2 separate regions of the Homo sapiens genome follow, and region 2 is linked to region 1. A link is a loop called in an ENCODE intact Hi-C map of the cell type or tissue named here. Cell type or tissue: HepG2. All regions are shown on one strand. Region 1 overlaps EHHADH-AS1 (EHHADH antisense RNA 1). Region 2 overlaps VPS8 (VPS8 subunit of CORVET complex).

Region 1 (8,000 bases):
GATGTGGTTTGATGTAGATTAACCCCATGGACTTGATAACACTGCCCTGGAGAATTAGATGGCTCGCCCTGCACAGTCACAGCAGCAAGGGGCCACACGTATGTTCTCACATTTTCTGAAGCCCTCAGTTATGTGGTTTTAAATGATTCCTTATGGCATGTTAGTTGAGGCCCTAACAAGTGAGGTATAATCAGGAAAAAGAGGGAGATAGAACTCTCAAGAACAGTTAATCGATAATTGAATGTAACGAGTGTCAAGTGCCAAATGAATGATGTAGAATGTTAATACTGGAATTCAGAGAAGAATGTACTCACTAAAAAATGTATGCTCCTTAACCTTAAGGAGGCCATGCTACCACATTTCTTTAGACCATTCATTCCCCCATTCCTCTAGATGATTCTTTCGTACCTCCTATTCTTCCAGATTCTGTCACCTCCTTCTCCATCCTCCTTCTCAGCTGATGTCCTTGCTTCTTTCACTGAGAAAATAGAAACAATCAGGAGAGCTTCCTCAAGTGCCCACCAACACATCTACCCACCTCCCTGCATCTGTGCTCACATATTCTGCCTTCCCTCTTGTTTCTGTAAATAAACTATCTGCCCATCTATTAAAAATCAGCTCCTCTGCTATATTCTAGATACCATCTCCCTTCACCTACTCAAATACCTGGTCCCAGCAATTCTCTCCCCTTTCTTCTGCTTCATCAACTTCCCTCTCTCTACAGCTTCTTTCTAATCAGTACATAAAGTTGTACTTTCTTCCATCTTAAATAAAATCTTGTTTAAAAATCCTTTTTCTATTAAAAAAATTTGATCCCATTTCCCCTTCCAGCTACCAGCTTGCTTCTTCTTCACAGCAAAACTTCTCTACTGATTTTTCTCATTGTTTCCTATCTTTTCCTCTCATTCTTCCTTAAACCTACTCCAGTCAGGTTTTGATCACCACCACTCTACCAATACTGCCTTTGTCAAGTCCACCAGTGACACTTTTTTTTTTATTATTTTTTAGACAGAGTCTTGCTCTGTCACCCAGGCTGGAGTGCAGTGGCACAATCTTGGCTCACTGCAACCTCTGCCTCCCGGGTTCAAGCAGTTCTCTGCCTCAGCCTCCCAAGTAGCTGGGATTACAGGCGCTCACCACCATGCCTGGCTAATTTTTAGTAAAGACTGGGTTTCACCATCTTGGCCGGGTTGATCTTGAACTCCTAACCACGTGATCCACCCGCCTCGGCCTCCCAAAGTGCTGGGATTACAGGCACTCACCACCATGCCCAGCTAATTTTTAGTAGAGATGGGGTTTCACCATCTTGGCCAGGCTGATCTTGAACTCCTAATCTCGTGATCCACCTGCCTCGGCCTCCCAAAGTGCTGGGATTACAGGAGTGAGCCACCGCGCATGGCCAACCAGTGACACTTTTATTGCTGAATCCAGTGATCAATTCCTGGTTTTCATCTCACTTAGCTCATCGATCATTCCCTCTTCCTTACAAAGCTTGCTTTGCCTGATTCCAGGACTTCACCAGCCTCTTTATTTCTTCCACCTCGTTGGTCTCCTGCTCAGTTTCCATTACTGGTTGTCTATCTCCCCCACCTCTAAATAGTGGAGAGCCCAGGGCCCAGGCCTTGAATCTCTTTTTTTCATGCTCCATACCTGCTGTCTCAGTGATCTCATTTAGTTTCGTGGTTTTCAATATCATCTGTACACAGAGAACTCCTAAATTCGTACCTTCAGCCTAGACCTCTCCCTTGTTTGTCTATTTGACATTTATGTTAGGATGTCTAGTGGATATCTAAGACTTAACATGTTCAAATTGAGCTCCTGATATTCTCCATCCCCCTTCCAGTCCTCCCCCAAAACAGACTTCTGTAAATCTGCCCCATTCTCCGTAAGTGATAGCTCCATTCTGCCATTTGCTCAGGACATACACCTTAGTGTCATCCTCAGCTCTTCTCTTTATCTCACTCTCCGCATCTAATCCATCAGTAAATCTCGGTGGCTCTACCAGCAAATATATTCAGAATACAACTATTTATCACTGCCTTCTCTGCTATCACTGGGTCCAACCTATTATTGCCTCTCCTCTGAGGCAATGGTGTCTTAACTGGACTCCCTGCTTCAGCCCTTGTTTTACTACAACCATATCAACACAACAGCCAGAATAGCTCTTGTATTCAAAATAGTCCGTGGTTTTCTATCTTATTTAGAGTAAAAACCAGCCTTTACAATGCTACAAGACCCTACATGATCTAACCCCATTAGCTCCCTGACCTCACCTTCTGAATGTTTTGCTCATTCTCTGTCCAAGCCAACGTGGCTTCCTTGGTATTTTCTGAACATGCCAAGCAAACTCCCACCCCAGGGCCTTTGCACCTCCTATTCTGTCTACCTGAAACTCACTTCCCTCAGCTATTGCACAGATTTCTGCCTCACTTCTTTCCTTCTGCTTTGAAGTCACCTTGTTAGAAGGGCTTTCTCTGATGATTCCGTATCAACAGCAACCATTCCCTTCCCCAATATTCCCTGTCTCCTTGATCTTGCATTTTCTTCATAGCACAGTTACTGTCTGACAATACTTTCTATGCTTCCCCCTCTAAAATATCAACTCCTTACAAGCAGTCATTTTTGGTGTTTTGTTTGTTGTTGTGTCTGGAACCTAGACCAGTGCCTGGACATCGGAGATGCTCAATATATTTGTTGAAGAAATAAAAATCTTAGTTTATACCTTGTCTTAGACTAGCCATTCTAAAAGATCCCACCTTGTGTTCTGCATGCTGGAGATTAGCCCAGGCTATGTTAGAACACTGAAGGAAGGCCGTAGAAAGATTGCTCATCCATCATCTGCCTCAAAACTACCTGGCACAGCTTAACGTAAGAAATGTAAAAGCCAAATTTCCATTGGTAACCTAACTTTCGCCTTGTCTACCCACCCCTAATTATAGAACAAATGATCCAAAAAAAGTTTGATGATTTGTGACTTACATTAAAAAAAAATCTCATAGTCCCAGCTACTCAGGAGGCTGAGGCAGGAGAATTGCTTGAACCCAGGAGGTGGAGGTTGCCATGAGCCAAGATCATGCCTCTGCACTCCAGCCTGGATTCTGCCTCAAAAAAAAAAATTTAAAGGAATTAAAAATCAAATTACATTTCATTGTACAATTTACAAATCCACTTTTTCGAGACAATAATATTACATAACAAAGAATATAAAACTCAAGAATATTTGTTATTAGAATGTATGAGTATTTGAAATATGAACTGTTACAGAAAACGTCTTGGCCATACCACTAAATTGTCAGTTACCCAACTGGCCCTCGGAAACATCTCATAATGTAGACTCTACGTTGGAAAATAAAACAAACTTAATGAAGCGCAATTGATAATCACTTCCAAGAACTCAAAGTATGGAGTGTGGGTTTCGTCTTGCTGTGTTTTGTTTTGTGTTTTTGCTGCACTGCCCACCAGATGGTGCTGTTGAGAAGTTTTCTTAAAAATTCTGAGTTCGGGGTCAACTATTAACTAAGTAATAGAATATAATTTCTATGTTCAATAGCGGTTCTCTAATATTGTTTTTATTACTTTAGACAAAATGTTCTGTAGGCTCCTGGAACTTGTGCATGGGTGGGATGCGGGTCAGTTTCATAAATAATAGGCAATGTGAGTCGGTGGAAATTGGAGATAGAATTTCAGCTGCAGCAGCATTTGAAATTAGTAGATTTTCATGATCATTATGTACTTGGCTTCCCAGAGTTAAAATATTATGTAAGATGTACACAATTTTTTGTAGCTCTTGTTCAGCCTACAAGAGTGAGCATAATAATACCATTTCAATTTTTAAAATCCAATTGCTTATTCTTACATGGTTCCTGAAAAGCTAGCTTTATTAATTCTTTAAAATATGGGCAAGAATTTTAAAAATAATAATTTAACAGTTGGATTTGTGGCTCTTTCTACACAGATATTTTGTCTATTAGTAAATTCAGGGATTTTTTTGAGTGTATGCTATATACTGTATATCACTGTAATCATAGTACGAGCCATTCATACAGTATAGCAATTAGTCTACCTGGCCATTTCCTAAGAGCCACTAATTTTAATGAGAAAATCAGTGAATATAGGTAGTCAGATTTTACCTGATTTGCTACCGTTTTAGAGCTTTCATGGAAATTTGAGAGTCAGTGACCTCTTTTATTTTATCCTTTGTGCAAATGGAACCTTGCCGTGAAATAGGCATTACACTTGCTTTTTCAGATTAAATTCCAGCTTCTTTACCTTTTACATGTTGACTCTATTTTCCATCTTTTAATCATTATTGTCACCAGAATTGGGACGAGAAAAGGAAGGCGCCATTTACATAATCACTTGGCTAATCATGTACATTTATTTACATAAGTTATAAATCTATCTGAGAGAATGAGAAGCAGACCCGGGGGGAGTGAAGAGCCTGGGGTGGGGGTTGGGACTTCCCAAAGGTCCTTCAGGGAGAGGGAATCTGAGATGTTAGCTTTCCGGAAGTCAGAAGAGCGTGGACAGCAGACATCTGGGCTTGAGGGCGCTGGGGCCTGCCTGCGGGGAAACACAGGCCACGAGATTGTCTCTGGGGAGAGCGAGAGAAGAAAGCGAAGCAGGCGGCCTAAGCAACACTCAATGTACTGCTTTCTCCTTTTCTCTCCAGCTGATGTTCCCACTTCCCAGGGCCTCCGCCGGGACGTGGGGATGCAGAGGATCAGCAGCTGTTCTGCTGGGCTGCTGGCAAGGGAGTGGCTCTAGCACAGACACCCCTTTCTTCTTCCTCGGAGGGAGCAGGAAGTTGCTGAGTGAAGCGTTGTTTCTCAACCTCTCCACCCCCCAGTTATCAGAGGCAAGGCTCTGTGTGGCCGTCTGTCTCCTGTTCCTGGGCAGGGCTGGGCCAGAGGACAACACCAAGATAAATAACCCCAGCATACTAGGGCCCTCTTTTACTGCTTGTGGACTTAGGCAACCTGGCAGTGCTAGCCAGATTCCAAGGCTAGAGGCTGGCTTAAGCGAAAGGGGCAATTTGGGGAGTGGTCTTGCTCTGATGCCCCAGAGCTGTTTGTTTTTGTGCCTCTAGTTAGTAGAATATTTGGAGCCATAATTGCCAAATGTGTAAAACCACACCGTTTTTGGGTTAAAGAGAGACAGACGAGAGAAAGAGACAGACACAAAATGCATCTTTAATATACCTTAAAATATGTGTATATGCATAATAATAATTGTCCTTTTTTCTTTTGTTTTCCTAAAATCAGAACAGGACAGCACACTCTCTCTGTCCACCCATCAAGTTCATCATCTGTGGATCACTGTATTTATCATTGAAAAAACATACACCACCCCTAATATTGCAGAGCAGCATTCTAAATATTCTGCTTGTATTAACTCATTTAATTCTCACAATACCCCTATGCAGTAGGCATTCCAGTATTATTATCACCGTTTTACAGATGAGGAAACTGAAGCACAGAAAGATTACTTTTCCAAGGACACACAGAGATAAACCCAAGTTTTTTGTTTGTTTATTTGTTTTTTGTTTTGTTTTTGATTTTGTTTTTGTTTTGAGACGGAGTCTTGCTCTGTTGCCAGGCTGGAGTGCAGTGGCGCAATCTCGGCTCACTGCAACCTCCGCCTCCTGGGTTAAAGTGATTCTCCTGCCTCAGCCTCCTGAGCAGCTGGGACTATAGGTGTGCGCCACCATGCCCAGCTAATTTTTGTATTTTTAGAGATGGGGGTTTCACCGTGTTGGCCAGGGTGGTCTCGATCTCTTGACCTCGTGATCTGCCTGCCTCGGCCTCCCAAAGTGCTGGGATTACAGGCATGCACCACTGTGCCCAGCTGTTTTTTTGTTTTTTGGTTTTTTTTTTACTGTAAGTTGTGGGATACATGTGCTGAACATGCAGGTTTGTTACATAGGTATACATGTGCCATGGTGGTTTGCTGCACCTATCAACCCGTCTCTGGGTGATAAACCCAAGATTTTAACGTGGGCAATCTGGCTCTAGAGTCTATGCTACTAATTATTATGCTATGCAATTTGTACTTATTTATAAATCACACACATATGCTACTGTAATAACATTAGTATATACCTCATGAAACACAAACATATACGGACATTTTAAAAGGCAATGTTAAAAATAAATATAAATATAATTTCTGATATTTTCTTCCTTGACTCCAATAGATTGTCTTGTAATCCCCCATTTTAGAGACCACTGTTTGAGAATTTGGAGCCCTGTGGAAAGAGCCTGACCACGACAGGCTCAGGGAACATGAGCTGTACCACTTCACCATTAATACAGTGAGCTTCCGATACTTTCCAGCACCATGCTTCCTTTTTAACACAACCAAGTTTTGCAGATGCTCATATAAGAGTTGTACCTTTAGGCCGGGTGTGGTGGCTCACGCCTGAAATCCCAGCACTTTGGGAGGCCGAGGCAGGCAGATCACCTGAGGTCATGAGTTTTAGAGCAGCCTGGCCAACATGGTGAAACCCCGTCTCTACTAAAAATACAAGAATTAGCTCCAGATGGTGGTGTGCACCTGTAATCCCAGCTACTCAGGAGGCTGAGGCAGGAGAATCACTTGAACCCGGGTAGTGGAGGTTACAGTGAGCCAAGATCGTGCCATTGCACTCCACCCGGGGCAACAAGAGCGAGATTCCGTCTCAAAAAAAAAAAAGGGGGGGTTGTACCTTTTGTATCTGTTGATTGAGAAAAGACACTATAATTGAAGCTATTGAGTAACACGTGCTTTCAAATGACTTGATTAATTACAGCGGCACCTACATAATGTAAAAAGTGGCCCACACATATGCAAGTCACATTAATTTTTCAGTCTACGTAGAATACTCAGTATATATATGGATTTGCTTGCTTCTTCTGGGTCCCCGGCGTGCATAACCTTTGTAGATGCTGGAATTTGTTAGTGTGGTGGAAAGATTTTGAGTTCACAAGCCAGTCAGAAATGAGTTTGAATTCTAGTCTCACATATGCGACCTGAAATAAACAACGAATTTTTTCCCTGCCTGAGTTTCCTTGTTTGTAAAAGGAGGATAATACATCCTTGCTTGTTTGTTGTAAGCACAGCTATATATAAAAAGTCTCGGATACATATTGACACAATAAATGGCAGCCATTATTCTCAGAAGCAGATTTACTCCGAAGCTAGCAAAGCTTACAGCTCTTGGCAGGGGCTCTTTCCAAGACTTCAGGAAGGCCCTGGCAATTTTGTGATTTGTAATCTTGTACTCTTTTCCTTAAAAAGGGCCCCTAAAATTATATACCTGTCAGGTTCTCATTGGATCCGCCGAATTACTGCTGTGCTATGCTTCCACTTAAAGGGAATATCTGAGAAACGAGGTACTATAATGACAGGTAAAGTGCCCCGCCCCTCTGATTAGAGCCAATGATGGGAGTGCATGTGAATTGCTGAGGCAGGTTCAGAGCCAGTTCCCAGAAAAAGGGTTTAAACAGCTACCCTCCAAGGAGAAGTGAAAGTGATTGCACTAAGTATTCAGCCTCATGGGGGTGGGGGTGTGGAGAGAGGGGCACTGAGAGGGAGCTGGGATGCTTCCTGACTCCCCTAGGCTCTGCGTAGCAACCAACCATGTCAGCAGGGGTGCGCTTCCCATGTGCCCTAGTCAGACTCAGAATTAAAATCTCTTAGTTGGGCTCTGAATAATGTCCTAAACTGGTGGTTCTCAACTCTGGATGCACAGAAGAACAATCTGGGGAGTTCTGAAAAAATACTACCCCGGAGATTCTGACTGACTTGGCCCAGGGAACTGGTATTTTTATGCACTCCTCAGGAAGTGTCAATGTACAGTCAGGTTGGGGAACCACTGCCCAAACTAGTACGTGCAGTTTCAGTAGGACAGACAGTGGAGTCAAAGCTAGTGCCCAGCAGTGGGAGAGACAGCAGCAAATGGCACAAATCTTTCTTAGGACTCCCGTGGGGCAGGCACTGTGCTTGGAACAAAGATGCCT
Region 2 (8,000 bases), 200 kb after region 1:
GACCAACATGGAGAAACCCGGTCTCTACTAAAAATACAAAATCAGCTGGGCGTGGTGGCACATGCCTCTAATCCCAGCTACTCGGGAGGCTGAGGCAAGAGAATCACTTGAACCCAGGAGGCGGAGGTTGCGGTGAGCCAAGATCACACCATTGCACTCCAGCCTGGGCAACAAGAGTGAAACTGTCTCAAAAAAAAAAAAAAAAAGTATTCTAAATGATAGTATACCATGTAATGACAAAGACTACAGGATGTAGTCATCTTTATCAGAAAAGCCCCAGAAGCTTAATATCAGATGGGAAGTAGAGTTTTTTTTTTTGAGACGGAGTCTCGCTCTGTTGCCCAGGCCGGAGTGCAGTGGCTCGATCTCGGCTCACTGCAAACTCTGCCTCCCGGGTTCACGCCATTCTCCTGCCTCAGCCTCCCAAGTAACTGGGACTACAGGCGCCTGCCACCATGCCCGGCTATTTTTTTGTATTTTTAGTAGAGACGGGGTTTCACCGTGTTATCCAGGATGGTCTCGATCTCCTGACCTCATGATCCGCCCGCCTCGGCTTCCCAAAGTGCTGGGATTACAGGCGTGAGCCACCACGCCCGGCCAAGCTTGGTGAGTCTTAAAAGAGCTGACAGGAACATTCTTCATTGAATAAAAATCATTTGAAAATTATAAAGACTAATGGCATCATATTACGGTTTGCTTTGTATGTGTGTGGGAGGGGGGCGGGGTGCATGCACATGTATGCCTATACTGAATAAAGTGAGGATAGACAAAATGGATTCTAAGTATAATTCCTGTTGTTTCCCCAAGAATGCTCACAGGTTTTTTTCTAAAAATATATCTTGGAGTATTTTGAGTGTTCTCTTTTGATGAAGCCGAGAAGGTTCAGGCTTTTTTGTTGAAAGAAGCAAACCAAAATAATGCTTCCTACAAAAGCTTTGGACACAAAGCCAGCTAGAATTTAGAGTCAAGGATGAGTATTCAAGACAAAAATAATTTTAGGATGAGTTAGAAAGCCTAAATAACAACCAATGCTTAGGAAATTCCTGTATTAATTTTTAGATTATCTTTTTGGAATCTAAAAATTATAATCAGCTGATAACTCCCTCCCAGTTAGCAAACCAATAGGAAACTTGTATATCTGAATCCCAAGGCAACAGGGAATATCTGAAGGCCGCACGCCCTAACTGAAGGTCACAAGCTTATGTCAGGCAAAGTCACACCAAAAAACTGACAGAAAAGATTCAAGAATGAGGGTCGGAAGTTAGATATTTAGATATTTAGCTATTGCCAAAAATTAGCTGCATTATGCTTGAGATCCATTTAAATATTAGCCCAATTCACTGTTATTTATATATAACTAAAATGTTAGTTGAAATCAATATTTAATATTCACCCCTTTTAACTCACCTGTAAGATTCTTTGCAAGATTGATGGAAGGGCAATAAATGCTGCCATGCTATTTAAAACTTGCATGGTCAAAGACTTCAGAGCTGTTATAACAAAATATTAACATTAAGGTTAGTTTAAAATAAGAGTTTTCAGTTTTTCCTATAAGTCTGTGGAAAAACAGTGCATTTATATAGCTTCTTAGAAACTTAGCTAACCAAGGCCTCTTTGATATTTTAAAATTAACTGTTGACAAGTTACAAAGACTACAATTACTTAAGATAAATTATATGAGTGGAACATCAGAAAGAAACATGAAAGATGAGATCAACCATACTATATGGTTTCATTAAGGAAAAATCATAAGAATATGCTATTGGAAAAAGATATTATACTGATAGTTTCTGCAGACAAATATTGGACTGATGATACAGGTGGACTCAGTCACTTGAATTCTGAAGAACTTACCTTCAGAGTGTAGATGAGGAATGGCTGAACTGGACAGCTTCTGAGGGGCCATCATTGCCTCCAATAACGGAAACCAAAGTGCCTATAATGTCAGAGAAAATCAAAGAAAAAGAAAAGTGGTCAAAGAAAACAATGAAAAACAAAAGAATAACTAACATCAGCATGATGTTTTACAGGTTGAAACGTACTTCTCACATACATTTGTTGGTAAACATTAGAAAAAATAAAAATGGAAATATTTGGGGCAAAAAAAAAAAAAGACAATACAAAGCAGAAACCACAGCTAGAACAGGCATCTTTATCATGAAGCCCTGGGAAACGTAAGGAGGCCACTGTTAAGTAAGTCTAGGCCTCGGAACTGCAATCTTATGTGTCTCAGGGGAGGGCAGGTTCAAAGAAGCCAGGAAAGAGCTTCCTGCTAGATTCTTATCTACTCTATTAAAAATTTATCACTGACAAAGTTTAAAATAACACTATTGCTGCATAAAGAAATAAGCACCCCCACTAGCTGTCCCCCACCCAATTTCCTTTAGCTATGTCAAGCAAGAAAAATGAGTAAAGGTTATCCAAAGTTTTTTCTACATCAAGCATTATCTTGTATTTCCTAAGTCATCACGGACCAGGAAATAGAAGTTAAAACTGTATCAGTTAACATGATCAACCATGTCAAGAGATTAAAAAAAAAACTATCATTTATTTATATTATGTTAATCACTATTAAATGCTTTACATTTACATTTTTGCATTTCAATCTCATAATAACCTTATACAGTAGGTATTATCTTCACTAGAGATATGAAATTGAGGCTCACTGAAGTTAAGTAATTTTTCAAAGATCACACAGCCAGTCAATTACCTGACTCTAAATTCTGTGTTCTTCCTAAACCTTAGGAAAAATATTTATTAATGAATGGCCAGGCATGGTGGCTCACGCCTGTAATCCCAGCACTTTGGGAGGCCGAGGCGGGCAGACCACCTGAGGTCAGGAACTCAAGACCAGCCTGGGCAACATGGTGAAACCCCGTCTCTACTAAAAATACAAAAAAATTAGCCAGGCGTGGTGGCAGGTGCCTGTAATCCCAGCTACTCAGGAGGCTGAGGCAGGAGAATCGCTTGTACCTGGGAGGCGGAGGTTGCAGTGAGCCGAGATCACGCCATTGCACTGCAGCCTGGGCAAGAAGAGCAAGACTCGGTCTCAAAAAAAAAAAAAAAAAAAAAAGAACCCACTGCTGCCCTGCTCCCATGAAGACGCTGCCACCCCACCTCTGCTGGTGTGCAGCACACCCCACACCACTGCTGTCCATGCTGGCACAAGCATGTGCACCTGTCATGCCGCTGTTGCTGCTGGCACACACACACAAGGATGGACTCTGGACTCTGCAGCCACTGCCTCAACAAAGTGCTTTAGCTGGCAGCCCCCACTGGAGCATTGCTACCAGCTGACCAGAAACATTTCAGCTCCTCCAATGCAGCAAGTACATAAGCCTGAGGGGCCAGAGCACAAAGCCATAGGCCTGGTCTCAGCCACTCAGGGTTAGAACAAGCAGCTCAGTAGTGCTGAGCTGAGCCTTGGCCCCCTGAAATCTTCCGGAAATGAAGACAGTTGACTGACCCCACATTATACCACAGTCAAACCTTCAAAGGCATCAAAGAATACAAAAGCAAAAAATGCCATCCAAAGTACAGCAACTTCAAATATTAAAGATACACCAGCTTATACGGATGAGAAAGAACTCTGGAAACTCAAAAAGCCAGAGTTTCTTCTTAACAGCAAACAACCCCACTAGTTCCCCAGCAATGGATCTTAAGCATGCTGAAATGCTGAAATGACAGATACAGAATTCAGAATCTGGATAGGAATGAAGATGTTTGAGATTCTGGAGAAAGTTGAATCCAAATCCAATGAATCTTAGGAATCTAATAAAATGATACAAGAGCTGAAAGATGAAATAGCCATTTTAAGAAAGAACCAAACTGATCTGTTAGAGCTGAAAAACTCACTGCAAGAATCATGTAATACAATTGGGAGAATTAACAGCAGAGTAGATCAAGCTGAAGAAAGAATCTCAGAGGTTAAAGACCAGTTCTTCAAATAAAAAATGAAGACCAGTTCTTCAAATAAAAAATAAAGGCAAAAACAAAGAAAAAAAGAAAAAAAATGAACAAAACCTCCAGGAAATATGAGATTATGTAAAGACACCAAACCTTTGGCATTCCTGAAAGAGAGGGAGAGAGGACAAGCAACCTGGAAAACATATTTGAGGATACTGTCCACAAAAATTTCCCTAACCTTGCTAGGTTCTTGACCTTGAGAAGCTGACATTTAAACTCAGGAAATGCAGAGAACCCTTGTGAGATATTATACAAGATGACCATTACCGAGACACATGGTCATCAGATCTCCAAGGTCAACATGAAAAAAAAAACTAAAGGCCGCTAGAAAGAAGGGGCAGGTCACCTACAAAGGGAACCCCATTGGGCAAACAGTGGACTTTTCTGCAGAAACCACACAAACCAGAAGGGATTGGGGGCTTATACTCAGCATTCTTACAGAAAAAAATTCCAACCCAAAACTTCATATCCAAACAAACTAAACCTCATAAGCAAAGGAGAAATAAAATCATTTTCAGACAATGAATGCTAAGGAAATTCGTTACCACCAGACATGTCTTACAAGAGGTCCTCAAGCGAAACATGGAAACAAAAGACTATTACTGGCCACCACAAAAAACACACTTAAGTACATAGACCACTGACGCCATAAAGCAACTACAATGAAGTCTGCACAACAACCAACTAAACACATGATGACAGGATCAAATCTGCACATAACAATAGTATCCTTGAACATAAACAGGCTAAATGCTGCCCTTAAAAGGCACAGAGTGGTAAGCTGGATAAAGAAGCAAGACTCAATAGTATGCTGTCTTCCAAGAGATCCATCTTACACGCAATGATACCCATAGACTCAAAGAAAATGGATGGAGAAAAATCTACCAAGCAAACAAAAAAATAAAAAAGAGCAGGGGTTGCTATTCTAATTTCAGACAAAAGAGACTTTAAAACAACAATGAACAAAAAAGACAAATAAAGGTATTAAATAATGATAAAGGGCTCAATTCAACAAGAAGACTTAAGTATCCTAATACATATGCACCCAACAATGGGGCACCAGATATATAATACAAGTTCTTAGAAACCTATGACGAGACTTAGATAATCACACAATAATAGTGGGAGACTTCAATACTCCACTAACAGTATCAGACAGATTATCGAGGCAGAAAACTAGCAAAGATACTCAGGACCTGAATGTGACACCTGACCAAATGGATCTAAGTGACATCTGCAGAACATTCCACCCAATAATAACAGAATATGCATTCTTCCCATCTCCACCTGGCACATACTCTAAAATCAACCACATGACTGGCTATAAAACAATACTCAACAAATTTAAAAAAATGAAAATCATACCAACCACATTCCCAGACCACAACATTAAAAAAACAGAAATCAGTACTAAGAAGATCTCTCAAAACCATGCAATTAAATGAAAATTAAACAACCCTACTGGATGACTTTTGGGTAAAAACAATGAAATTAATGCAGAAATCAAGAAATTCTTTGAAACCAATGAAAACAAAGATACAGCATACCAGAATCTCTGGGACACAGCTAAAGCAGTGTTAAGAGGTAAGTTTATAGTGCTAAATGCCCACATCGAAAAGTTAGAAAGATCTCAAATTAACAATCTAACATCACACTTAGAGGAACTAGAAAAACAAGAGCCAACCAACCCCAAAGCTAGAGAAGAAACAACCAAAATCAGAGTTGAACTGAATACAATTGAGACAAGAAAAAACAGATAAAAGACTAATGAAACCAAAAGATAATTCTTTGAAAGAATAAATAAGATTTCTAGACCACTAACTAGTAAGAAAAAGAGAGGCCAGGTGCGATGGCTCACAATTGTAATCCCAGCTTTGGGAGGCTGAGGTGGGGAGATTGCTTGAGTCCAGGAGTTCGAGACAAGCCTGAGCAACCTGGGGAGACCCTGTTTCTACAAAAACACAAAAGTTAGCAGGGTGTGGTGGTGTGTGCCTATAGTCCCAGCTACTCTATTTGGGAAACTGAGGTGGGAGGATTGCTTGAGCCTGGGAGGTCGATCATACCACTGCTCTCCAGCCAGGGTGACAGAGCAAGACCCTGCCTCAAAAACAAAAAAAGAAGGAAGGAAAGAGGGAAGAAGAGAAGGAGGGAGGGAGGGAGGACGGATGGACGGACAGAAGGATGGAAGGAATGACGGAAGGAGGGAAAAGGAGAGAAGATCCAAATAAACGCAGTCAGAAATGACAAGGGGACATTAACACTGACCCCCAGAAATATAAAAAATAGCCCTCAGAGACTATTATAAACACCTCTATGCACACAAACTAGAAAACCTAGAAGAAATGAATAAATTCCTGGAAACATACAACCTTCCAAGATGGAACCAGAAAGAAACTGAAACCCTGAACAGATCAATATAACAAGTTCTGAAATTGAAGCAGTAATAAAAAGCCTACCAATGAGAAAAAGGCCAGGACCAGATGGATTCACAGCCAAATTCTACCAGGCATATAAAAAAAACCTGGCACCAATTCTACTGAAACTCTTCCAAAAAAATTACGGAGGAGAGACTCCTCCCTGACTTATTCTATGAGGCCAGCATCACTGTGATACCAAAACCTGGCAGAGACACAATAAAAAAAAAAAAAAAAGAAAAAAGAAAACATCAGGCTAATATTCCTGATGAACATACATGCAAAGGTCCTCAACAAAATACTAGCAAACCAAATCCAGCAACATATCCAAAAGCTGACCCACACCCACAACCATCTGAGCTTTGAAAAAGTTGACAAAAAAAAAAAAAAAAAGATAAGCAATGAGAAAAAGACTCCCTATTCAAGAAAGGGTGCTAGGATAGCTGGGTATCCATATGCAGAAGAATGAAACTAGGGAACTATGTATCACCATATACAAAGATCAACTTAAGATGGATTAGACTTAAATGTAAGACCTCAGAGTATAAAACTCTTAGAAGAATACCTAGGAAATATTATTCTTAATATCAGCCCTGGTAAAGAATTTATGGCTAAGTCCTCAAAAGAAACTGCAACAAAAACAACTGAAAAATGAGACCTAATTAAACTAAAGAGCTTCTGCACAGCAAGAGAAACTATCAATGGAGTAAACACACAACCTAGAGAATGAGAGAAAATATTCACAAACTATGCATCTGACAAATGTCTAATATCTAGAATCTATAAGGAACTTACATCAACAAGCAAAAAACAAATAACTCCATTACAAAGTGGGTAAAGGACATTAACAGACACTTCTTAAAAGAAGACACGCAAGTGGCCAATAAACATATGAAAAAAAATGCTACGCATCACTAATCATCAGAGAAATGCAAATCAATAAGATACCATCTCACACCAGTGACAATGGCTTTTGTTAAAAAGTCAAAAAATAGCGGACATTCACAACGCTGCGGAGGAAAGGGAACACTTACATATACTATTGGTAGGAATGTAAATTAGTTCAACTACTGTGGAAAGCAGTTTGGAGATTTCTCAAAAGAACCGAGAGTTGAACTACCATTTGACCCAGCAATCCCACCATTTGGAATATACCCAAAGGAAAAGAAATCATTCTATCAAAAAGATACATGTACCATATGTTGACTGCAGCACTATCACAATAGCAAAGACATGGACTCAAGAAAGTGCCCATCAACAGTGGACTGGATAAAGAAAATGTGTTACATATACACCATGGAATACTATGCAGCCATAAAAAGAATGAAATCATGTCCTTTGCAGCAACATAAATGGAGCTGGAGGCCATTATCCTAAGCAAACTAACGCAGAAACTGAAAACCAAATACCACGTGTTCTCATTTATAAGTGAGAGCTAATCATTGGGCATATGGTCATAAAAATGAGAACAATAGACACTGGGGAATATAAGAAGGAAGGAGGGGGATAAGAGTTGAATAAAAACTACCTATCGGGTACTATGCTTACCACCTGGGAGACAGATTATTCATTCATACTCCAAACCTCACCACCATGCAATATATCTAGGTAACAAAGGCC

Evidence for each region. A loop is a pair of places that touch in the nucleus more often than their neighbours do. Peaks named below come from ENCODE experiments on the same cell type or tissue, not always from the same donor. Only the 100,000 strongest peaks of a DNase experiment are listed, where the experiment ranks them.
Region 2: a loop joins it to region 1, with 2.7 times the contacts of the local background. A loop is called at or near these places in 3 of 110 quality-filtered maps.

Annotation. Positions count from the first base shown.
Region 1 is chr3:185,172,418-185,180,417 of GRCh38, reverse strand. EHHADH-AS1 (EHHADH antisense RNA 1) reads right to left here. Exons shown (of 7, transcript NR_038990.1): 2 at 2,980-3,098; 3 at 409-478. Among named protein-coding and RNA genes, the nearest start is that of EHHADH-AS1, 14 kb to the right of the region's middle. RefSeq lists enhancers at 4,159-4,683, 4,643-4,937, 4,684-5,208. In HepG2, a CTCF peak has its summit at 3,451 (motif pointing right); DNase peaks (open chromatin) are centred at 3,457 and 4,857; H3K4me3 peaks cover 1,711 bases.
Region 2 is chr3:184,976,502-184,984,501 of GRCh38, reverse strand. VPS8 (VPS8 subunit of CORVET complex) reads right to left here. Exons shown (of 48, transcript NM_001009921.3): 41 at 1,855-1,936; 42 at 1,408-1,490. Among named protein-coding and RNA genes, the nearest start is that of VPS8, 170 kb to the right of the region's middle. In HepG2, no CTCF peak of the experiment used is centred here; a DNase peak (open chromatin) is centred at 3,271.